3 separate regions of the Mus musculus genome follow, and all the other regions are linked to region 2. Evidence: chromatin loops called from intact Hi-C (ENCODE). Cell type or tissue: left cerebral cortex. All regions are shown on one strand.

Evidence for each region. A loop is a pair of places that touch in the nucleus more often than their neighbours do. Peaks named below come from ENCODE experiments on the same cell type or tissue, not always from the same donor. Only the 100,000 strongest peaks of a DNase experiment are listed, where the experiment ranks them.
Region 1: a loop joins it to region 2, with 3 times the contacts of the local background. A loop is called at or near these places in 3 of 42 quality-filtered maps.
Region 3: a loop joins it to region 2, with 4 times the contacts of the local background. A loop is called at or near these places in 12 of 42 quality-filtered maps.

What each region holds. Positions count from the first base shown.
Region 1 is chr7:135,849,334-135,857,333 of GRCm38, forward strand. It overlaps 6330420H09Rik (RIKEN cDNA 6330420H09 gene), which reads left to right and starts at 4,786. Exons shown (of 2, transcript NR_166518.1): 1 at 4,786-4,857; 2 at 5,571-6,643. In left cerebral cortex, a CTCF peak has its summit at 4,287; a DNase peak (open chromatin) is centred at 4,442.
Region 2 is chr7:136,056,052-136,064,051 of GRCm38, forward strand. All of the region lies in intron 1 of Gm51502 (predicted gene, 51502), which reads left to right. Among named protein-coding and RNA genes, the nearest start is that of Gm51502, 12 kb to the left of the region's middle. In left cerebral cortex, a CTCF peak has its summit at 4,687; a DNase peak (open chromatin) is centred at 4,680; H3K4me3 peaks cover 640 bases; H3K27ac peaks cover 566 bases.
Region 3 is chr7:137,314,921-137,322,920 of GRCm38, forward strand. It overlaps a transcript of Ebf3 not described here. Among named protein-coding and RNA genes, the nearest start is that of Ebf3, 4.5 kb to the left of the region's middle. In left cerebral cortex, CTCF peaks have their summits at 4,128 and 6,744 (motif pointing left); DNase peaks (open chromatin) are centred at 148, 371, 1,423, 4,193 and 1 more place.

The sequences.
Region 1 (8,000 bases), 210 kb before region 2:
TGGCCAGCTAGTCCTTGCTTGTCTCTGCCCCTGTAACTGGTCCCTGCCTGGGGTGTCAGTGCTCATATTGATCTAGTCCTTCTCCCAGGAACCTTCCTACTGAGATGCTGTCCTCTCTCCTCTTCTCCTCCCTTTCTGAACTTGGAGACGACCTACAACACCCACTGTTCTATCTATGCCCAGATTGCCCAAGCTCCTACCTTGTCCCTAGAAGGGTTATTGGCCTGCATTCTTAGAGTTTCAAGCTTAGACATTTGGATTTAGGCTTTAAATGTTGGGTAATTGGGGATAAGGGATAGAGAAATCTAAAATGTCTTCATCTTATAAGTAAATTTTGGGGACTAGAGAAGATGGCTCAGTGGTCAATGATACTTGTCCCTGCCCAGCACCCTCATGACAGTATATAGCCACCTGTAACTACAGTCCCAAAGGCTCTGACATCCTCTTCTGGCACCCATGGGTGCTGCATACATGTGGTGCTCAGACATACAAGTAAGCAAAACACCCACACACTCAAATAAATAAATAAATAAATTTTATGAAAAATTGCCTCTAATAAGATTAAAGACTTAAAAATTAATATAAAGCCCTTCACAGTCATGAACTTGCAAAAATTAAATAGAACCAGGGCGGAGCAGTGGTGGTATATGCCTTTAATCCCAGCACTTGGGAGGCAGAGGCAGGCAGATTTCTGAGTTCAAGGCCAGCATGGTCTACAGAGTGAATTCCAGGATAGCCAGGGCTACACAGAGAAACCCTGTCTTGAAAAACCCAAACAGAACCAGGGCTAGAGAGAGGGCTCAGTGGTTAAGGGCTCTCTTATCGGTCTTGTAGAAGACCAGCGTTTAGTTTTCTGCACTCACATGGGGTAGCTCACAACTTCCTAGAACTCCAGCTCCAGGGAATCTAATGTCTTCTTCTGGCCTCTGTGCACACCAGCATGTACATGTGCATACTCGTACAGAGACAGACGGACAGATGGATGGGCAGACAGAAACAAATTCCCTTCTTCTCTCCTTTCCTCTCCCCACTTACGCTCTGTATTTTCCCATCCAGCAAATTTGGGGACTGCCTGTGTATGATGTTGGCAGGTGCCGGGGAGGCCACCGTAACAGATGTATTTCCTCATCTCCACAAAACACAGCCATCTCATTCATGAGACGGAGGGACACACATCAGCCTCCTAGATGATACCTAGCTGATGTTTGCTTGTGCTCAGGGGGAGCCCCTGGTGTAACTTGCTTTGGGGTGCAGAGGAAGAAGCCACCCCAGGGGTGCAGAAGTCTGATCTGGAGCTTGAGAACTCTATGGGATTTCACCAGAAGGGCGAGAAGGGGAGCGCGCTCCACGCTCTGGATCAGGAAGCCCCGTGGCCAGGTGCAGAGGAGGGTGGGGCCTGTGTAACAGGGCAATGCAAAGCATTTCTTGAGTCTTCCTGCATAATCATCACTCATACCGAGTCTAGTGCTGAACATTCTCAAAGCTTTTCAAGGAACTTCGACCTTCACCAGCCTCTCCTATGTTATTGGCCAACTGAGTGACAATTTTATAAACAACGCCAACATATTTAAGTGTTCTCAGTCTTTGCCATGAAGGGAGTGTGATCCTAAGAGAAGGGGGGGGGGGATGACTCAGAGGCAGGGACTCTGGAGGCACCTGCCAGCTCGTCTTTTTATGTTTGAGGAATGCCCATCAGTGGCCGCATTTGAGGCATCCTCACATTAGGCAGGAGGTATCCTGAGACTATTTTTTTATACAGTAAAGGTTTGTGGGTACTCCTGACAGAAGTATATCAAGCCATCCCATCGTCTTGGAGGAAATTTGTGCCTAGAAAGGGAAACAGACACAATTACTAACCTTAAGGAAGAATTTAGTATTCTCATATTAGACCTTTCAAGATCTGTACTAAAACTTTCTTGGGATCTCCAAAAGTAATATTTTCATTTTAGCTCACATTAAAAAAATATCAGTGCTGGGGAGATGGCTCTGTGAGTAAAGTGCTTAATGTACAGGTTTGGGTTCTTATCCCAGCATCTGTGTGAAAGCGAGGTTTAAAGGTAGTGGTGGTGGTGGTGGTAGTGGTGGTGGTGGTGGTGGTGGTGATGGTGGTGGTGATGGTGTGTGTGTGTGTGTATGTGTGTGTGTGTATGCAGATGTGTGTGAGTGTGCAGGAATATGTGTGCAGGTCTGTGTGAATGTGTGTGTGTATGTGTGAGTATGTGAGAGTATGTGTGAGTAGGTAAGCATGTGTGTATGTGTGAGTGTGTATGTATGTATATGTGTGTGAGTATGTATGTGAGTGTGTGTGCATGTGTGTATGTGTATCTGTATATCAGAGAGAGAGAGAGAGAGAGAGAGAGAGAGAGAGTAAAAAAGAGGGCCAGTAGAGGAAGCCAAACTCTTTATGACAATCCATTCCTATTCAGTCTTGAGAGAACTAACCCTATCTCTGGAGAGGATCATTAATCCATCATGAGGGAAGGCTCCTCAATTCATGAACCCAAATGAGTTTTAAAGACTCCATTGCCTCATGCTCTCACACTGGGGAATTAAGCCTCCATGTGAATTTTGGCAGGGACAAACCATATCCTGACCACAGCACATGGCTTCGTTTATCTAACCCTAACTTCATTTTTTGGGGGGACCCAAGAAGAAGGTAAGATGCAGGAGACAGGGAGTCACTGGGGTCCCAAGGAGGCATCTATAGAAGAGACCTTTTATTTAGGGGCATAGTAGACATTTACTAAAAAGGAGGGTCATACTGACACAAAACTTCTTCCTAAACATGTGTGTGTGTGTGTGTTCAAGAATGAAAGCTCATTTTTACCCAGTACCCATAAGGCTATTCAAACTCACCCTGCAACAAGCATCAGGCTCTCCTGGGTATCAGGTCCTGTGGTCACAGAGATGCCAGAGTGCATTCAAAGACTAGGGAAAGAGAAGGGCAAGTGCTTACTTGCTTGCAGAGACTCACACAGATTTTATCGAGCTGGGTTCTAATCTGTAGGATATGTGTAGCCTTGGTCTCTGTGGTCCCTCTTCCCTGATCCCAATGGGCCTGGCAGCTGTGTACATTCTGAGCTGTACCTGGTTCTCACACAAGCCTGGAATGACACATTCCTCCACACGGGATGGGACACCCACAGAGAAGCCTTTTAAATCCCCTGCTGTGACACAAAAGCAACAAAAGAAAAGAAAAGAAAAGGGAGACCAGCCTTAAAGGTCTCTCCCCCATTCTGCAGGTCCTTAGTGGCTGAGTCTTTGACATTTTCCTACAAGCAAAACTTATGACCACAGTGAAGGTCTCCTCCCTTTCCAGACTCAAGCTTCCATCTGAAGAATTTCTCAGCTCATGCTGGGTTTTCTGGCTGAACTAAGAGCTGCCTGAGACATCGTGGGTTTAGTCACTGCCACCCGTTCTAGCCTCCATGAAGACACCAAGGTCATGGGCCAGGTCTCCTCTGGGCTGGCTGAAGACCACAGGGGACAGAGACGAGCCACATTAATGAATGCCCATTACACACTGCTCAGGGGAGTTTGGGTATCAGAACAGGTTATTAACCAATTTCTGAGCTATGAGACTTCATTTTTGGTGTTAAGACAGAAAATACAAAATATTGCCCAACTGCAACAGGCTTGCACATGCAGTTAAAATGATAACTTCTAAGAGATATAAAGGTTTTGCACACAGAGTTTGTACCTGGGATCCATTTGAGCAAATATAGGTAAGGACATTCTTAAGAGGAAGGTTTGCTCTGCCTTGCCAGTTTCAGCATCTTTTGGAATGGGGCTTTCAAATTGAGTCAGTATAGACCTGGCCTCTGGCCACGCGGGTGGAATTGTGGGAAATAAGATCCCTGGAGAAAGGCCTGTCTGAGTTCATTTCTGGACACTACAACCAAGGTCTTTAGAATAGCAAGGGGGTCTTTCACAGTTAAGGGGAGACTCCCTCTTGCACAGGCCTGGGCCTCCACAAGGGAGCATGGTTACTCTCTCTCATGTGGGGTTTCAAGCAGGAACCATGCCCCACACCTCAAAGGCTGGACCAGCATGTGGACCCTAGGTGTCACAGGCATTGGGAATTCATGATGGCTGTATTTTTGAAGCAAGTTGCATCCGAGAGTCCTATGATCAGCAAACTGTCCTTGCCCCTCCCTCTTCAAGTAGACCCCAGCAGGGACAGCCCCGGGTCCTGCTAGCTTGCACCAAACTATGCCTGCCTCTGTGATCACCACCCGGGCTGCCAGGGCGCCTTTCCATCGGTTAATTAGAAGCCAAGTCGGTGGAGCCCCCCGCCCGCCGCCGCCCGCTCTGCCCGCCAGGGGCGCCCTCCCCGCTGCCCGCCGGCCCTTTGATCGCCCGCGGCCCGAGGCCCGCAGCTCGCAGCCCACACTGTGGCGGGCAGGTGGCGGCAGCGGGGCGCGGCGAGCTCAGGCGCACCGGTCCCCGGGCCGCGGCGCGCTCCCCGCCACGCCACACATCAAGGCCCGGCCGGCCGGCGGGCGCCTTCATTAGCAGCCTGAAATTATAATATTATGTTAAAGAACAAAGCTGCTCCCCAGAAAAATATGTGCTGCATATCTGACAAAGATAAATTGGATTATTCAAAATATTCTTGATGAAATGTTACATTTTGCAACTAATTATCAATCTGTTTTATCTGTAGACCAGCTGGGCATTTTTGTGCATGCAAGACCGGCCTCCGCAATGATCTTAAGATGTCACTGCGGCGTTTACATCTTTTATTTCAAGGTTTAAATAACTGGGAAGTAGCTAATGTAATTCACTGCTGAGAAGAAAGGCAAGCTTCTTGATTCCTTTCCAAAGCCATCTCTTCCTAATGAACTTCTTTGGACTGTGAGTAATGAGGCTTTATTCAAATAATGTTTAAGGAAGGCTCTGTCAGTGTAATCTTGGGGAAAAAAAGGAGGGGGGCAATGTTTAATACATTTAAAACATCTCTATTCATAGCGTATTAGCCCCCACCAGCCCACAACAGCACTTACCGGTGAAGACACTTGCTCTTGCCCGTGGGAGCTTCAACTTGCAGGCAGGTTTGCCCTCTTCTGCTGCACAAAGTGAAGACCACAGCCAGATCTTCTAGTACCGAGGGGCCTGAGAAACAGATGCGGCATTCTACATTTGTCCCTCCACCCCTAATTTTTTTCTATCTGGTTTTATCTTGGGGATTGTGCCGATATAGTTTAATTGAGTTGTGGGCATTCCCCCCGCCCCCCTCTGGTTTGAGACGGCAGTTGATTCTAGGTTGTTCACGTTTTCCTTGGATATTGGTAGCTAGAAAAGGCACTTGGTCTGCTTGTATGGGGACCGCAGTCACTCCCTACCTTCCAGGTAGCAAATGTATTTTGAGTGACCTTGTGTGACTGTGGACTCGCTCTCTCGCACAGATGTACTTTCTGACCCACCTGGCCTTTCAGTTGTAACTCAGAGACTAACGGAATCTTCCTGATTGGTGCTTTAGACTTTGGGTGTTTTTGTTTTTTGTTTTTTTGTTTGTTTGCTTGTTTTTTGTTTTCCGGGTTTTTGTATGTTTTGTTTTGTTTTTTCAGCTTTCTTTTGGCCAAGCTCCACGGAGAAGGCAAGGCTTCCCACTGTATGGATGAGGAACCGGAAGCCAAAGAAAGGGGATGCTGGGCTGTGCTCAGTGATACCCCGAGGATACCCAAGGGGCCTCAAAGGAGACACAGCCGGCACTGACACATGTTCTGAGCGCCCCACTTAGCAAAGGATGAAAGATGGAGTTGTAACCGCTGGGAGAAACATGTGGGGGACCTGTCACTGTGTGGATTTCCCTTCTCAGCTGAAAGGTCTTCAAAGTGCCTGTGAGGAGCATGCCAAGGAAAATCAACAGCCATTCTCCCACCGAAATGACAGAGCAGGCATCCTTCTTGCTCTCCTAATTGATATCATTGTGACTGCTTTTCCATAAAATTATCCCCAGACAGGTTCTCAGAGCTGTCACCAAGCCATTTGAAATTTTGCATGAAGCACGTCTCTGTATGTGTTGCCTCTCTGCATGACTTCTTTCTTTTCCTTCTTTGGGCCTGGCTTTTACAAAATGTCTTTTGTACTCTTCACAGAAGAGAATAACTTCTGACCTCACTGTCTGCCTGGGTCTGATCCCTGGGCATTTCATTTGGCAATCCCAGGGTAACAGTCGAATGATAAGATGTAAAGGTTTTAAGAAATGAGTCTTGGACTTCCCTGAGTCCAGTGAGAAAGGGATTTTTCTTTGTTTTAAAGTACTCTTTCCTCCTCAGATGTTTCTTTGGTGGATTCTTGGATATCTGGAGCTCTGCTGAGCTCCCTCCTTCTTGGTTTCCTGCTCCCAACAAATAATAATTATTATTTTTTCCATACAAAGTGACTTTGGGGTTGTCCTTATCTGATGCTGAAGTTCCAAAATGCCCAGTATGGCACACGCTTGAGATCTCAGCACTTGGGAGGTGAAGCAGGAGTTCAAGGTACTTAGGAAGCTCAGTACCAGCCTGGGTTATTTGAGGCCCTGTCTCAAAACAAAAACAAAAACTGAAACAGTTCCCTCCATAATGAATGCATAGGCGACAAAAGAATACAGTTCTACATGGTGGTATGATCCACAGAATAAAAATATCAGATCCTGTTGCTGTTTCTAATATCATTCCTAATCTAAATATAATTTAAATTTTGGAAGCCACCAAATACCTTTTGTTTTCTTTAGTACTAAAGGGTAGGTGCCGGGGCTGGGGAGATGGCTCAGCAGTTAAGAACATTTGTTGCTTTTGAAAAGGACCTAGGTTCATTTCCCAGAACTCTGAAATCTGACAATCCCTTCTGCACCCCCCCCCCCGTACCTACATACACATGGAACAAGTACATATCCACAGGCACACACACACACACACACACACACAAGAGAAATTAAAATAAATCTTAAAACCAGAAGTGTATATGTGTGTACATGTGCAAATTAATTACCTGTCTGAACAATACGTGGTGTAGAAAAATACTAGAAGTCCTCTGACTCCATTGACAGTGATATCCATATCTTTGTCCACCGGACAGCCACTCTTGTCCTGTGTGCGTAAGGAGCTAGTGCTGTCTTTAGGTCTCAGTGATACTTGGGAAGGTTCTTTAAATGTCAGAACTCAGGGTTTCAGGGTCACAACCTTTTCTGTAAAGACACCGACAAAAGCCAGGCTTAGGGACACAGACAGCGGGCGGCAAGAAGATCAGGATTTCCAGTCCACTGTGAGCTGTAGAGTAAGCTCCAGGAAGACAGTTTGGGCTACATGAGATCCTGTCTTTCAAAAGAAAAAGAAAAAAAAAAAAAAAAGAAAAAAAGAGCAAGTCCCTTGGGTTCTCGGGCTCCACTATTGCTGCTGTCTCAGCTCCAACTACTCAATTCATATGTTGGCAAGAGAAGGCTTCCATCAGCAACATTTGATAAATGAACGTGCCTGTGTTCCTACCAAACTTTATTTATGGACACTGAAATTTGAATTTCATATATGAAATTTCATGTGTCATGAAATATTATTCTTCTTTTAATTGTCTCCACCATTTGCAAATGTTGTAAGCATTCTTAGTTTGTGGGCTGTAGAAAAGCAGACAGTGCCTGCGTTTCTCACTGGGCTGTTGTTTGCCGGTGTGATTTTTCCATGTTATTTTGGGCCATTCCAGCTGCCCTTGGCTCTGGCTTGATGCTCTTATGGAGGGAATGGCTCCTTTCTCTATGAATATGGGACTTACATGATAGTAGACACCTATTAACTTTCTTTTACTGTATAGTAAGTTGCCTCAAGTTCTGTACTTTAAAACAGTATGCACTTATGGTTTCCAGCTGGATTTGGAAGCTCTGTGCACTTTTCTATACTTCCTTAGGAATTCACAAAGCCAAACCCAAGATGTTGGCAGGGCCAGGCTCTCATCTGGGTGCTGAGGGGGCTACTGAGTCCTCATAGGTTGTTCTTAGACTTCAGTTCTTCACAGAGTGAGGC
Region 2 (8,000 bases):
GTTAATTACATTTAAATGGGCGAGTACTATTTTGGTATCATTCATACGCCTCCAAAAGTACTTTCCAGTTTATCATACCTGTCAACCTCAGCGCATCACAGGCTAATACTTTATTAAGAAAAAAATCATTAGGGAACCGCTGATCCCATTTAAGTACATTGGGCAGAATGTAAGACTAATTAAAAAGCATATTTTTACATTATTAATTTCCAAGTTTCACACTTAATGAATGTGAAATGACAGGGCTACTATTTTTACACTCTGGCACTCTGGGCTTCCCTGTCTGGGGAATTAAATTCTGGGGGGGTTTTGCAAAGACCTTGCTTGGGAGAATTGTTTTCAAGGAAAGCTAAGTTTACGTAGCTGTGCCTTTTCCTGAGAAATTGCACTAAAGCACATAACAGCCACTTAAAAAGACTAGTTAAATAGATGTTATTTTTTTCATCATACAGCTATAAAAGTATTTTAGATGAGGTGTAAAATATGGTTTTTAAATGATATTATGATTTGCAAACACTAAAAAATAATTGCGGTGCAGTTGAGAGAGAGAGAAAACATCTAATCTTTATTGTGTAAGACAATGTGATAAAATATTTTACAGCCAAAAGCTCATTTTACATCTGGAAAATTGTGTAAACTGATGAAGGAAAAAAAAATCTCATTAAAACGAAAGGTTATTTTTTTAATATTCTCAGAACAAAGCAACACATTACAACTGCATTTTTCTTTTTCTCTTACATTTATTAAATCAGACAAGTGCCTAACATTCAATATAAATAAAAGCATAAAACGACAAGACAGTGCAGACCAACAGAGATGGATTGTGTCAGCATGTGGAAGAGTCACGCTAAGAACAACCGTGGGTGTTCTGTGGGCTTGTTAGCGATATTCAGTTGCACGGATACGTTATTAAGTATTAGGTGTTCCGTTACTTAAGACTTTGCTCCGTGTACACTGGCTGTCCATTCCTACCAGTTCCCTGCACACACAGCCTGTTTTTATAGGGCTATGCAAGCAGGAGAAGAGGGAGGGGAAAAAAATCCTTCTTCTTTTTTTTTTTCCATTTCTTTTTCAAATGTGCTTACAATTACCTCTCTGTATTTTTATTGTCTTTTTACAAACCACAAAACTCACACTGGAGGCGAAGCTTAACCGCTGAGGCTTTTCCTCCTGTAAATATTAGGAAATTACATTTGTACAAACTGCGGGGCTTTGTAAACGGGGGCTGGAGCGCCTCCAACACAAATTAATCAGGATAAAGTTGCCCTGTGTTGAACAAGACCATAGTTTATTTTCTTAAAGTATTAATTTGTCAACAGCTTTCCTGCCTCGGCGTGGCTCATTTGGCGGGCAGGGAAGGAAGACACAGATGTGGCCGGTGAGAGCTGAGGTTTTCACTTTGTGGTTTTAAGAACTGATCACAGTTAATCAAAACAAACGTGTACTTAATTTTTCAGCATCAATGTCCATATAAACCCTGAATAACACATGACCAAAAAAAAAATCGAATATCCACACAGGTGGATGCCCCCTTCCAAGGGAAAAGGGACCCATTGCATTCCACGTTGGATAACCGATGTCCCCTTGGATTTTTAAGAAAAGGATTTCCAAAAGAATTGCTTGGAGATTCTGCATCTCGAATTTTCAGTTCCTTTACCCCCGGTCCTAGTCCTGAGGGTGGTATGCAGCACAGCTCTGTGTCTTCTGGGTCCTTACCACATTGTGCTATGTTTAATTATAACTGCAATCTTCTTAAAATATGTGTTTCTTGTTCTGCTTTTGGAATGCAGAAATGTGTGTAACGACCTCCATTTTTCAGATTTGCCAAAACAAATTAAGGAAAATGCTTGGCTCTCCCCTTGCCAAATGTTTACTGCCTTTCCAGGAAAGCAAATCTTATTTGTAACGTATATTAAACCTGAAGTAAATAATGCGCCCTGTCAGAGGCGAACACATTTCGCAACTACCAACAGTGACCAAGTTTGCTTTTTTTTTTTTTTGATAAAAATAGATCGGATAAAGGATTTCTTCATTTAAGGAGTTCATCTCTGTGTGGGTGGAAACGGGCTTCTCATGAATCTGAGATGCTTATCTGAAGGAACTGACAAACACAATAAACTGAGCCCCACCGAACCACTTATCCAAGTATTTCTCAAAAAAAAAAAAAAAAAGAAAGAAAGAAAGAAAAGAAAAGAAAAAGCAAAACAAAACAAAAATCCAACCCACCAACACCAAAAACAACAATAAAAATCACTCCAAGCCTTCTATGACCAGGTCTCAAAGCTAATATAAATGAAGTCTCTAAAATCCTACTTTAATTTTTTTTCTCTCACCTAGGCATGATAATAACTGACTCATTTTAGGAGTCTCCCCCTCCTCCTCCCTCTCTGCTCCAAGCACAAGGGCAGAAGCAACAGGCCCCCTCTGGAGCTGGCCAGGTAGGGGTGAGGGGCCGAAGTCCCCTTCCACCCCTTAACCCAGCCAGTACAAATCATTTATTTTCCACACGTCACCACACGGCTTTCGAGTGCAGATCAACTTTAAGGCAGTTTAATAAGGGCCGATTCTGAGCAGCATCTGTATTAGCTGCCTTTCCCAGCCTCTCAGGTCTTGCTAGATTGTTTACATTAACATACATCTTCAAATATTATTGACACTCACCTTGTTTTATTAGTTTGCATTTACCTCATTCACCATTTTATTATTCAAGATTTCCGTTGTTGCCAAGTATTAATCAATGTCTGATGCTGTGCAGTTGGGCAAGCTGCACGCAGCCGAGCGCCCCTAGGGTTACCACAGCCAAGAAGGAGAAAAGTGTTTTAGACATGTACACAACATGTGGTTTACAGTTATCATTAAATGAGGTGAACTGGGACCCTATACATATGGATTCTGAATTGCATAAATTTTGATTGATATCATTTGAAGACCGAGGCTCTGAAAGGCAAGATTTTGTGAAAGACGATACACAGACCAGCTATTACCACATCCACTCATACCAGGAGAAGTCTCTGAAATGAACGAGGCAGCTGGCTTTTAAATAGCTAAAACATAACATCAGTACTTATTTTGAATAATGAAAAAAGAGGTAAAACATGTTGACCCTTGCCTGACAGAAACATGCCCAAGAGTGAGACTGGCCCCTGGAGGCAGGCTCTCCTATCCAGTAGCTGCCAAGCCTTGCTCTCTCGCTCTCTCCCCTGCCTCCTTCTCACCACCCCCTTCCTCTCTCCCTCCTCTTTATCTCAAAACTAAAAGAAAAAAGTAAATATTTTTTTGAGCATTAAGCCACAATGGACAAGCAGCCAGAGAAAGAATTTTCAAAAATTCAGGAAACACTTGAGAGGTAAAGCCAACATCCTGAGACAGAAGACAGGCCAGTTTTTGACACCAGGTCGGACCTAAGAGAGGCCTAAAACCCCCCAGCCAGGAAGTGCATGCCCGGGGTCAGGGCCCCTGAGACAGGAGAGCTCACCAGTATCCACGCACCACCGAAACCAACAGGCCTTGTCATGGGAAATTGGTTGAAAATGTGCTGACCCGCATAAAACTTTTATTAGAATCCGACAGCAGAAGGAGGACCTTCCAAGGATTCACAGGTTGGGAGAGCTGAGGAGAAAGTGTGTAGCCAGACTCAGAACCCTGGATTTCCTTTTGGTGGCCCTGCTGTCCCTTTGGGACTGGGTGCATCTGGGGTCTAAGAGCCTCTCAGAGCTCCTGGAGGCTTTCAAGCCATAGTCCTTACAGTCTCCACACTGTGCCATCGAGGCCAGGATTGGGACATTATGTCCTGCACCCCAACATCACTGGAATGGAGGGTGGAAGTGCAACACCCCCATACCCCCGACTCCTGCTGAGCTCCTGGGCAGGCAGACTTTCTAAAAAGGGAAAAGGGACATAAATCAGGAAATTAAAAAAAAAAAGTTTCTGCACATTTTCAAAACCCACGTTGCGTTCTCTGAGGTCCTTTTCATTTTAACCAAATCAGGGGGAACTTGTCCTCACAGCGGCAAGGCAGATGGAACGATAAATCACAGGCGCTGTTGACTGCCTGCAGTGCACTCTCCGCAGCTGTCACTTTTTGTCTCTTTGGTTTTAGCTGACATGGTTTGAGGTCCACTGTGAACCGATCTGGACTTTTTTTTTTTAATATTTTTTTTTTTTTTACAGTCATATCCATCAAAACGACCAGTGGCCACCAGCCCTTTACGGCTATTGATCGAGTGGCCCTTGCCCCCTCCAACCCAGTGCCATCCTGCTCTTAGGTGAATCTGGGTGGGGGGTGCGCCTCGTTCTCGTGGATTTTCTTCTTTCTTTTCTTTTTTTATTTTCTTTTTTTTTCTTTCTTTTTTTTCTTTTTTCTTTTTCTTTTTCTTTCTTTTTTTTTTTTTTTTTTTTTTGGCCTCCAGCTACAGCTGTGATTTTCTGAGCAGTCTTGGCTCCTGTTATTAAAGTTGCATCGGGCTAGAAGCGAGCAAAGCAGATAACAGCCGCTGTACAGCCGAGCTGGGAAGCCCGGCAGCCTGGTTCGTGTTGTTGTGTTTTTAAGTGCGTGGACGCGCGGGCAGAGGCTCGGAGTTTCCAACTCGTTGCTTATTTTGCAGAGTAAACAAGCAAATGTTATGTGCATAACCTTAGCTGTCTCGCTAAAGGTCAGAGCGCCCCGGCTCATTTCCCCGGCTGCCTTTTGGGGGCACTCTGATGCCAGGGATTTCTTTGGGTGTCGGAGAAACAACATGAGCTCGGCTAACAAAGACTCATTTTACAAAGCTGCAAAACAAAAACATTGATTACATTTGAACCCGAGTGCGCTAGTTTGCTTCCCTGTGCGAAACGCACACCCACCCACGCAGGAGCGCAAAACGGCCAGTGGCTGGAGCCCAAGGGCCTGGAGGCCAAGGGGCAGCTTGAAGACCACTTGGAGAAGATTCCCTGGGGCCGGCCTCTAAGACAGAGGCCCTGGACAGATCTGGGTTCTCTGGCCATGGAGTTGCCTTTCAGAAGCCGGTTTCAAGTTTCCCTTAGCATTGTGTTTTCTACCAAGGCTCCACTTCACTTCAAAGTCCCTGTGAGTGCTCTCATTTAAGCCTTGGTAATTTCACAATTGTACACTGGCAATACCAAACAACAAAAAACAAAACAAAACAAAACAAACAAAATACAATCAGTAGGTGGGCATAGGGACCTTAGCTCAAAGATACACAATTAACAACAACCAGAATAAGAAAAAAAAAAAAAAAAAAGACTGCTTTTAAAAAAAATCCCCAGTTAGGTCAGGTTAAATTTATTATATTCTTTTATAGCTGAACTCTATAGTTTTGACGTGAGGCGACAGCTGAAATGTACCAGAGACCTTTGGAATTTCAGTACTATATATTATAAAGAGGAAGGAAATACGGTTGTGCAATCAGAAGCTAGGTGCTTGTCTTAATATGTTCAAGGAAAAATAATTTTAATTTTTGGAATTATTATTATACCTTTTTTTTCTCTTTTTAAATTATGGAGTGAAGTACGAGAAAAGCAGGGCCTGTAACATAGTGACTAGACAAAAACATTGGCTCTGTCAGAAAATTTCAGATTGCTACAGTAAGATGACTGGAAGATGAGGCTCCTGCTTTTACATGAACCACTAAGTTGGGCTAGCGTGCTACTCTGGATGTCTAAAGACTGCTTTTGTTTGGGTGATTTTTCGGCTGAGTGTGTCTGGGCTTGGGGTTCGAACCTGAAATTTATGCAAAGGGGTCAAGGGCCATCTCTCTGCTCAAAGTTCAATTCCAAGTGGGGAGAATTATTTTCCAGTAAAATTATTCCACATTGAGAAGAGTGGGTCTGTCTTTTAGGTTCTCCTATTTAGCTTAGCCATTGGAAAACAAATAGATTGAATATAGAATCTATGCAGGAAACTGTGTCCAGCTCCAAGAGCCTTGTGCTGGGTCAGGTGTCTACAGAGAATTTTGTAAGTCTCTAACTCCTGAACCATCAGAATAAAGAGTGTGTGTCCCTAAAGTCCTGCTCAGACCCTTTGCAGATGCCTCTGCCCGGGATCATGCCCGGAGCTCAGAAGCTCAGCATCGCTTTCTGCTGTCTTGTCACTATTGTTCTGACACAGAAACAAACTATCAGGCTGCTGTTGCCCCTCAGAAGGGCTAGGGTACCACTCTCTGTAACATTGTGGGCGTGCTGCCTTCCAAAGATTCACCTAGCTTCTAGGTAAACAAGCTGTATGACTTCAGGAGACAGAAGTTGTGTTCAGACACAGGTGGAGAAAAGACAACATAAACTGAAGAAAAAAAAAAAAAAGCCAAAAAACCCGAAAGCACAACACAAAGAAGTCAGACAAGAAAAGATGAAACAAACCTTTATAGAGAAAGACTGCATTTCTTTGTGCTTGCTAGTTTGGAATGAGTGGGAATCTGCCAGAAGTGGCTAGTTATCAAAATACAGAGGCGGACTCTTCAAAGACAAGTGTCTGGAGCCCCAGAATGTTTGTATATGACTACAAGAAATTAATTCCCTATTCCTGGGGAAAGGCAAAACATATCTCCTCCTTCTCCTCCCCTCGTGTGTGTGTGTGTGTGTGTGTGTGTGTGTGTTTGTGTGTGTGTGTGTGTGTGTGTGTGTGTTTGTGTGTGTGTGATTAATGTTTTTCTCTCAGAGTAGAGTATTATTTGGCACAAAGAGTTGATGAAAACGAGAGCAGGTCTCAAATTCTGCCCTGACCGTGGAGCCACTGAACCTTCCATCTGCGTCCCCAGCAGACCCTTCGTACTCAGTGGCAATTAAGGAGTCTGCACTTTGGTTTGCATGACATATTTTTCAAATCATGCAAACTGCTAAGAGAGAAACCAAATACCTTTGTAAGCCAGTGTTCCTTGTGCCTCCACCCCCCCACATCTGCATCCTAGGAGGGAAAAGGCTGGTGTCAGGCAGGGACGACCTGAGCAGAGTCCTGGATAACACCATTGAGGAGTCAGTCTACTCTTGATTCCCACTGTAGGGCTGACTCTATCTCCTCCTCTAATAGTCCTTATGCAGCCTAAATGTCCCCAGGCTTCACTTCTGCTGCATTTTTCACCTTGCTGACAGAATGCTTGCTTGATCTTTTAGCCAGGAGGTTGAGAGCTATAGCAGACTGGTGATGGTATCTTGGAAGAGTGTCTGGGATAGGCACCATACTCAGATATTCAGCAGGGCTGGCAAAATGCCTTGATATTATTGGCATCTTGTCTTTATTTTATGTGCTAAATTGAGACAAGGGGGAAAGGCATTTTTTAAATGTTTATACTTCTGTTAACTAAGACATAAGGCTTTAAAAAGGAACACATTTTTCTTATATTGGATCTTGGAAGGAACAAAAGGGGAAAGCCAAACCAAACCAAACCAAAACCAAGCCAAAACAAAACAAAACAAAACAAACAAACAAACAAACAAAATAATAATAATCATGGTATTGTATTTTGTGGATTTCTTGTGTCTCCTAGATTACTTGCCATTTATTAAGCGTAACCCCTGCGGCATGCTTCCATAAGTGGTACCCAGAAATATAGAGGAGCTCAATAAATAAGCATCATCCAGGATAAGAAGCTAAAGTTGGGCAGGCAAACCCAACCTGGCAGGTTGCAGATGACAGGCACAGGTAGGAGAACACTCTGTTCCCATTCAGGAGCCACAGCCTGGCTCTGAGGTTGCTTTGGGTGTCTTCTGGTGGCCTTTTGAGCATCACAGTGTGTCCTCCTGTTTTTGTTATCAGTAGTCACATCGTTGTCGATAAGGTTTGCTAAAGAGAACAACCTACAGAAGAAAGGTGGGTTTGCATAGCATCTTTACTCTAGCCAATGAGTCCATCCTCCAACCCCTGACTCTTTTCTCAGCATTCCTCCCCTCCATGAAGTTCAAGGTCTGTCATAAGAAGAGAAAATGACCGGAAGACAGAGACAGCTGGACTTTCAGCAACACTTGACTATCTTAAAATAGTGTGGCTGTGAGCAAAATAAAAACAT
Region 3 (8,000 bases), 1.3 Mb after region 2:
GAAAGGCGCGCGGGAGGAGATTCCAGGAGAGGGAGGGACAACAAGGGGCTGGGAGAAGAGGGTACCTAATGCCCCTTCTAGGGATCCACACTCCCTGCCGCCACCAGGGCAAGAGGCGCAGCTCAGTCTGATTTCTAGGCAGACCTAAGGCTGCTGAAGGGCCAGTGTGCCCACATCTGAGCCCCGCTGGGTGTCCCATGCTTTCTACCCCGGCAAAGCCTGCTGAATACAGGGCCGGGGTCCACGTCGGAGACAGGTTCCTCCAGATGCCCCCTCTCCCTCCGGTGGCCACAGGAGTTTCGGGTCCCTGGCCTGTTCTTGGGTGCGGCAGTGACAAAGAAGGCTGGGCCCTCTCTGGGCCGACGGAAAGAGCGCTCAGCCTCTCCGGCGACCCGGAGCTGGTGTCCAGCCTGTTACATGGTCCGTGCGGTGGCCAGATCTCCCCACCTCCAACCGCCTGAAAAGCAGAGCAGACACTGCGGGCGCCAGGGACCCTGCCCTCTGCGCCTCCCAGCCTGGGTGAGCGCGCGCCCTGCGGCTTCCCGACCTGGTTTCGAGGAACCGGGAGGGCAGCTGGGAGCCGGCAGCGCGTGGGCTCGGAGGCCCAGCTCGGGAGGCCCGGATTCGGTTCCCAGGCGCTCGGCCCACCCAAAGGAGATCTGTGCGACGCGCGACAGAGGCCCAAGGGACGACCTGGAGATGTCCCAGGCTCTTTCCTGCCACGAGAAATAAGGCCCTTCTGGTTTTAAAAGAAGAAGAAAAAGAAAAGGTTTCTGGGCGCAAGTGTCGCAGGGCAGCCTCTTCCCGCCGGGCCTGGGGTAGCTCTTCCTTTTTTTGTGAATTGGTGGTGTGTGTGCGTTAATATTTTAATTAATCGGGAAAATCGAAGTCCGATTTACGTTATCTGGGGACCCCCCACACGCTACTTGGAAGGGGTGAGAGAAAAGATGTGCTGGAAAGCAATCTATTTTGCTGGTGTTGGGGGTTAATGACTATTGCCAAAGATAAGTGAATTATCAAAGCTGTTGCGCCAGTCCCATCTCAAAATCCATTACGGGGCCGGCCGTCTAATTAAATACGTAAGTATAATAAAATCATATTTTATGACTATTTGAGGGTAATGAGATTAGTCTTTAGAAGCGATCGCCACATATTAAAAATGCCACTGTCTATAGAATGTTAATAACCTTAAATCAAAGTGTATGGAAACTCCTCACGATAAATTAAAAGAAAATTTCTGTATTCCTAATAAGCCCAGCATTTTCCACTTACATCAGACCCCCCATGCAAGAGGTAACACTTTGCTCCTGGAAAGACAACACAGAATAAAGTTGGCCATGGGTGGAGGGTGAGGTTGAGAGATGCTTTGTCTCTGTGTGTTCCAAAGCTTGGGAGCTCACACTGGGTGAGCGACAGGGCCAGCGTCAATGACAGAATATGCTAAATGCCTTTTTAGGCAGAGATGAAGTTGGGAAAGGGGTACAATGCTCGCTTTGTAGCACACTTCCTAAAATGTCCAGCCTGGGCTGGAGGTGCCCGTCCTTGCGCTAAGGCAAGTGTCATGCTTAAAATCATTTACAGTATCTTTAATTCAGATTACACGCGCCAAGGCGATTTAAATCTGATTACCAAATTAGAAGGTTTAAAAGCAAATCCTTCTAAATCTGATACTGTTGACTAAAGAGGGGGAGAAAAAGTTCCATAAGCCCATCACATAAGGTAACGATCCTGCCCCAGAAAGAAAGGGGGTTTTAAACCTTTTTGACAACAAATGCAGCTGCCCCGCTATTTTGGACGATATTAAGCGAAAATGAATGCAAATCTGTGTTCGGCAGCCATCTGGCCCGAAATGGGGGAATCAGCTGTCTCACAACAGGCTCGGGGGCTGAATCCATTTCAGCTCATTTTCTACATCATCTGGTCGCGCACCCAAAGCGTGGAAAATACGGTCTTTATCATTCACCAACTTTATCTTTTTTGTCACTCTACGGCTGGCTCTGAGCTGTGAGCACAAGGTCTAGCCGTCCAGGAAGGGTCTCCACCCTAGCCTGCTGCAGAGGAGCCTGGGTGGGCAGCCCCCACCCCATGCCACCCTCAGATTTTCGATTTGATAGGCAGCGAGGGACAGAGCACCTAGGCCAGAGGGTGGGGGAGGGGCTGCGGATCAAAATCCCTAGAGCCTTCCAAGAGTCTGGGAGCACCTCCCTCAGGAGCCTGCTCCACCCCTCTCAGTTCCTTGGACAATCAGGCAGCCAGAATCCAAAAGGGGAGTACGCAAGAGCTGGCTGGTACTTTGGAAGTTGCGCGGACGCGCTCTGGTCAGTGACCTAACCATTCTCCCAGACCTCTCCTAAAGGTCAGATGGGCGTCCAGGGACCTGGTTGGGAAGGACTCGACCTTTACGGTGGGCCCTGCGGTCCGCGACTGCGGCGGCGATCACTCCGGGCCCCGCGCCCAACGCGATTTGCACGGGTGGCCCTAGAGCTACCGCCGCCGCCGCCTCCTTGGAGGGTGGGAAGTATTCCTTTTGTGCGGATTTACGGGGAGAGGCTTCAATGAGCCCCCTCACATTTGCATTTAAATAGCAGCATCAAGCGCTTCGCGTGCCACACACCAGTGGGCTCCCAGATGTCAAGCCGGAGTCAGTCAGATGGCCAGTGCCCAGCTGTCCTCCCTATGTCGTGCCGGAGCAGGCAGTGACCTTAAAGAGACAGCGCTCACCGCTCCTGGAGCCCGACTCTGGGTCCCTCATGAGAGTCAACTCTTCAGCCTCTGTTTGTGGGCATCACCTAAAATCTGGAGGACGGTCCAAGCTCCCAGGACCTGCCTCCAGACTCACAGGGCACTATGTGTCCTGGCCGCAGCAGCACGCCATTAGGTTCTCCTCCCTGCCCACTCCCGGATCAGTATGCGCCAGGAAGACACTTCCCCACCCTCCTCCATTCCCTGCCCCCAACTCGGTGTGGAGCAGGGCCTGGAAGGGGGGGAGGGGTGACCTGGTTCTGGCTTCTGATCTACCCCCTTGAATTTTTCACTAAATTGTATCGCAGGGTACTAGGGATACAGGGCACCAGGTGCCACAGAGGCAGCACCTATCCGATGTCCGGGGTACCCTATATGTGTTCTTTCTTGCTCGACAGCCAACGCCGCAACCATCCTTCCAAAAGTAATAAACTTCATTTCCTGCGTTGAGAAGCCCTAGCCAGAAATTCCTGGAAGCAGCCGTGGGAGTATCAGAGGTACACAGGCTCCGGTGAGAGCTGCGCCTTCTAGGGGCACAGGGCTCCAGGCCCAGGTTACCTAGTTACGTCACTGGAGCCTTCGGTATTTTGAAGGGGTGAGGAGCAATGAGGCAAAGTCCCGCGATTTTGTGTCCACACCTCCAGAGCTTAGTTTCAGAAGCTGCCGGCCCTCCTCTCTTCGGTGCCCCGGGGTCGCTGGGCCTTGAGCCTTTCTCCAACCTCCAGGATCATCGCAGGCAGGGGTTTGCAAGGAACTTCGAAAGGGAGAGCAGGGCTGGTTCTATGCCTTGGGGTTGGAGGCCCGAAAAGCTGGGAGAGGAGCACTAAGATTTCTCGCACTATGAATGGGTGGAATTGCCTGACCGATTCAGTCCCTGGCCGAGGCCAGGGTTCTACCTGATGGCATAGGGTCACTTCAGTCAGTAAGCGGAAGAAATGTAAGGGCTCCGCACATGGGCAATTGCAACCTGTTTACCTGAGCAGCAAAGGAAGCTGGCCCAGGTTCGGTTCCTTTCTGGGACCAGAGAATATGCTTTCACCTCTCTCCAAGAGAAAATGTAAGCCAAATGGACCTTTGGCAACAGGAGCCAAGGCCAAGTTGGGCATCCCTGTGCCCTTGAAGATAAATAACTGAGCACCTAGTACCTGACACATGCGACGCAACAACCCGCACCTCTCCCCTGCCTTAAAGGGCAGGAAGCTCGGTGGGGTTCAAGAGAAAAACGTGAAAACTCAAGGGTCGTAGGTTCTGGTTTTCTGTGCCGCCTCCTCCCACAATATTTATTTTGCACAGTTAAGGTTCCTGAATCCCGACCCCGGGTACAGAAGAATTTTCTGAGTGAAAAACGTGTAGGCGCCTCCTGCGGAGGCGACCAAGTTTGACAAACAGCGCCTCCTGGGGTGGGGAGAGCGGAGTGCGCCGCAGCAGAAAGGAGAGCTAGAGCGCTCACCCGCCTCAGGACTGGTGGCCCCTTCCGCTCCTACTGGATCCCAGCATCTGGTTCCTGACTCTTGGACAGCCAACGCACCTAGGCCTTGCTGAACTGATAACCTCAAGGGCATGTAGAAAGCACCACTCGCCGCCGTCTAGTCCTAATTGCTGCCCACGTGCGCCTGCTTTCTGGAGCCACCCGGAACAGAATACGGGACACCTAGCCCGCGCTGCGAGCTCCACGCAAACTCCCTAGCTGGAGAGAAAGGTGCCAGCCAAGTGATCCCGCGGAAGCAGCAGACACGACCAGGAACTCGCTCAACTGTATCTCTGGGAAGCCCCAAGACTTCAAATGGAGCCCAAAAGAGCCTGTTGTGTGCCTGGGTTCCAACAGCGTGCAAAATTAGAAGGCAAACAGTTAATTATTGTCTCTCTGCCCTTACTTTTCCCTATCTCCTTCGGTCACTTTGGCTGACCCTACAGTTCGGAGTGAGTCCTGAGGACTCTTCAGACACACCGGGAATCCCAACTCAAACACGCGGAAGCTTGGGTTTCTCCCATCCCACCTTACAACCTTAAAGGTCGCCTCTCCGAGGGGGGGGGCACTTTGGAGGAGCAACGGAGCTCTGAAAGACAGCTGGTGTGTGGCGGGGTCTCTCAGACCCGAAAAGGAGCAGCGGTTTAGCAACAAGCTGGGATTTCCCTAGCTGCGTTCAGCGGTGCTCTAAAGGCGGTCCTGTTGGATGCCCCAGAACCAGCGCCTGGGACACGGAGTCCACACTGCCTGCCCGCGCCAATTTACAAAGCAAACTTTCCCTAGAGAAGTTTTTGGATCGAACAGCGCACAAAGTGCGCCAATCAACACTTAAACAGAACCAAACAGTACAAACACGGATCGATCAGATAATTTCAGATATTATAATTGGCTTTAATTAAACACACTGCGTTCTAATTAACTCTGAAATTTTAGCATGCTTTGGGACACTGGTGTCTGATTTGATATTGTCAGTCCAGATGTCCTAATAAAATTCAATCCTCCACTCAAGACTTCAATACTCTCTAAGAACAAAATGCAAATTAAATGTAAAACCTAAAGTATCGCCAAAGGTATAATCAAGAAAGGTGTCTCAAAACTTCTCACTTTTTATTACGCAGTAGTTTAAAAATGCAGATTACATCTTAACAAGACTCCTCCAGCAAGCCATAAATCTTAACTCTTTCCTGGACGCTGATGGGTGCCATGTTCTAGCCCTCGAAAGTTTGCCAGTAGAATTCCGTATTGAAACGCCAGTTAAAGGAGTTGGGAACGGGATGAGGGTGGACCCAGAAGGGTGGCCTTTGACAGCCATTGAGGGCATGCTCTCTTCCCCTTACTTTTCTCACTCCTTGCCCCATGCATGTTAACCCAGACGCTACACTGCCATCCCTGTGCGCAGATGGGTGAAGTGGGGTTTGAGTTAACCAGACCTACTCAGATGCTGGAACTGCGATGATGCCTAAGCTGAGAGGAAAAAGAAAGCTCACTGCCCCTGGGCAGATATGGTCAACTCTTCCACCTGGCAAGAACAAACCCTTTAGCTCACGGTCAGGGGGCTTCTACGGAGGAGTATTGGGTGGCGGGCAGCAACAGGATTGCTCCTCCAGGGAAGCCAGATGTGGGCCGTGAGACCGGGTATGCCTGTGGCGACACGCTCTGCAGCGACTACATTCTTTATCAACTCCGAGGGTCTGCTAAATTTTACGGACTAGAATGAGTCCTCCTAAAAGAAAGCTATTCCCACATTAAACGTGTGTATGTTTTCCATACTAATGGAGTCACTTAAAGCTGTTGCTAATTTAACTTTTTAAAAAGGCCACACTGATGTAATTTGCATTTTCTTTAGGATATTGAAATAAAGAGAAAACTGCTGGGCGGCGAGGCTGCCCAGGGCATAGCTAGGGGCCATGCAGAAATAAAAACAGATAAAGAAAAGAAGAAAGAAAGAAACCGACTTCTCTTCTAGACTATTAATAAGCAATTTGTCCCGCTGAAATTTACATTGCAAAGAGTAGAGCAGCGGCAGCCGCAGCGGCGGGGCCAGCACAGGCCCGGGCAGGGAACTCCACAGCACTGGTGGGGGCAGCCTTTGGGCGTCCGGCTCGCCCTCCCCAGCGGTCTAAGCGCTTTTGAAGTTGGTGTTCTTGCCACCGATCCGAAGACCCTCGGCCAACAGGGTCTCTTTACGCCACTGTCAGCAGGCTCTTGCCTTTGCAGAAAGAGGAGGCTACCTGTGCCAGCGCCACCCCAAATGGGGACTCACTCGGAGGGTAATGGGTGGAGGAGTCCCTGGGAAATGACACTTTGCCCAGGGACCCCTGGACCTGAGGATCCCTAGCTCTACAACTACTGGCCAGTCCTTAAACTAGAGGGAAAATAATAAGGGTCATTTGGGTTTTCCTGCTTGGCCAAGCTGCTTCTACGGTTCAAGTGAACTGCGAGTGTGGAGCTTGTGTCGCCCACCCCCGCCACTGCCCCGCCCGCGCGCCGCCCGGTGGAGCGGCGACTGGCGAGTCTAGCGTGGGGCCAGGGCGCCATCTACGGGCGCTGCGCGGCTCAGGCCGCCGACGCCCTCGCCTCAGAGCCCACTCCACCTCCTGCCGCCGGCGGGGCCCGCGCTCGCCCGCGCCTGCATCGCGAGGCCTGCCACTTATCACAATTACCCGACGCTCCCGTGCCTTTTTGCTTATCAAACATTGCTTGCGAGTGATGCCAAGTTTTAGACAGTAGATTAAAACTTTCCAAATGAAGGCGCTCTCCTGCCTGCGATTTTTAGGGGCGAGATTAATAAAAGACACGAAATGTAAGGATAACACAATTTGATTTGTTAGTCTAACTCCGCGATTTGAGACTTGATGTCCCCAAAGACCAGGCGAGCTTTTCCCCTTTATTTATTTTTATTAAAACATCAATCTGCGCTGGAGCTGGGTGAACTCGGTTTCACCTGGAGAACATAAAATTCTCCATACCCGAGAAATAAGCACCTTTCATAAATCAATGGTATTCCTGACACATCGATCAATTTGGGGTTGTTAATCCGAAAGCAGGAGTTTTAATTGCTTCCCGCGCTCTCATCCAGGCACCGACACGCCCCCTCCTCTTCCCCGCCTTCTCCTCAAGGGTCTCACTTTTGCTGAGGCTGGGGGTGGAATAGGGATCGAAAAATCCGGGTACTTCAACTAAAGCCCCGAAACCTTGTTCTTCCCTCCATGGGGATCCTCGCTCGCCTTCCCGGGATCCTACCAGAGAAAGCCGAATGGTCACGCCACCCGAGCCGCCAAGCCTCCCTCAGTCTTCGCCCGCTGCCACCGCGCTCCCCGGCCCCACAAAAGTTCCCTGCGAGGCCAGACCCTCGCGCACCGAGGATCTGGCTCCGCATCCTGTGTCCCTCGCCCCGCCACACAGCACAGCCCACCCCTGCACCCTGCGGCCCTCCCTGGCGCCCAGGTCCCGCCGCCCGCGACGCGCGAAGTTCAACTTTGCGGGCTCTGCGGCCGCTTCGGGACCGCACTGGGGCGGGAGCCCCCGACGGGATCGCGCGGAGCAGAGCGCTTACCTGAGCCGCCGAGCCTCTACTCCGACGGGCGTGGCGGGCGCCGGGGCCGCGAGGTGCCAGCGTCGCCTGCGGCGGGCTGGAGGTGTGCTGCTCCGCGCCTCCCCACGTTCCCACCTCCGGCCCTCCGGGGAGAGCCCACGGGCCGGGCCGCGAGCGCGCCAGTGCGCACGCGCCGCGCTGCCTTCCACCGCGGGCGGTGGCGGCGACGCGGCGGGCGGGGGGTGCCGAGCAGGG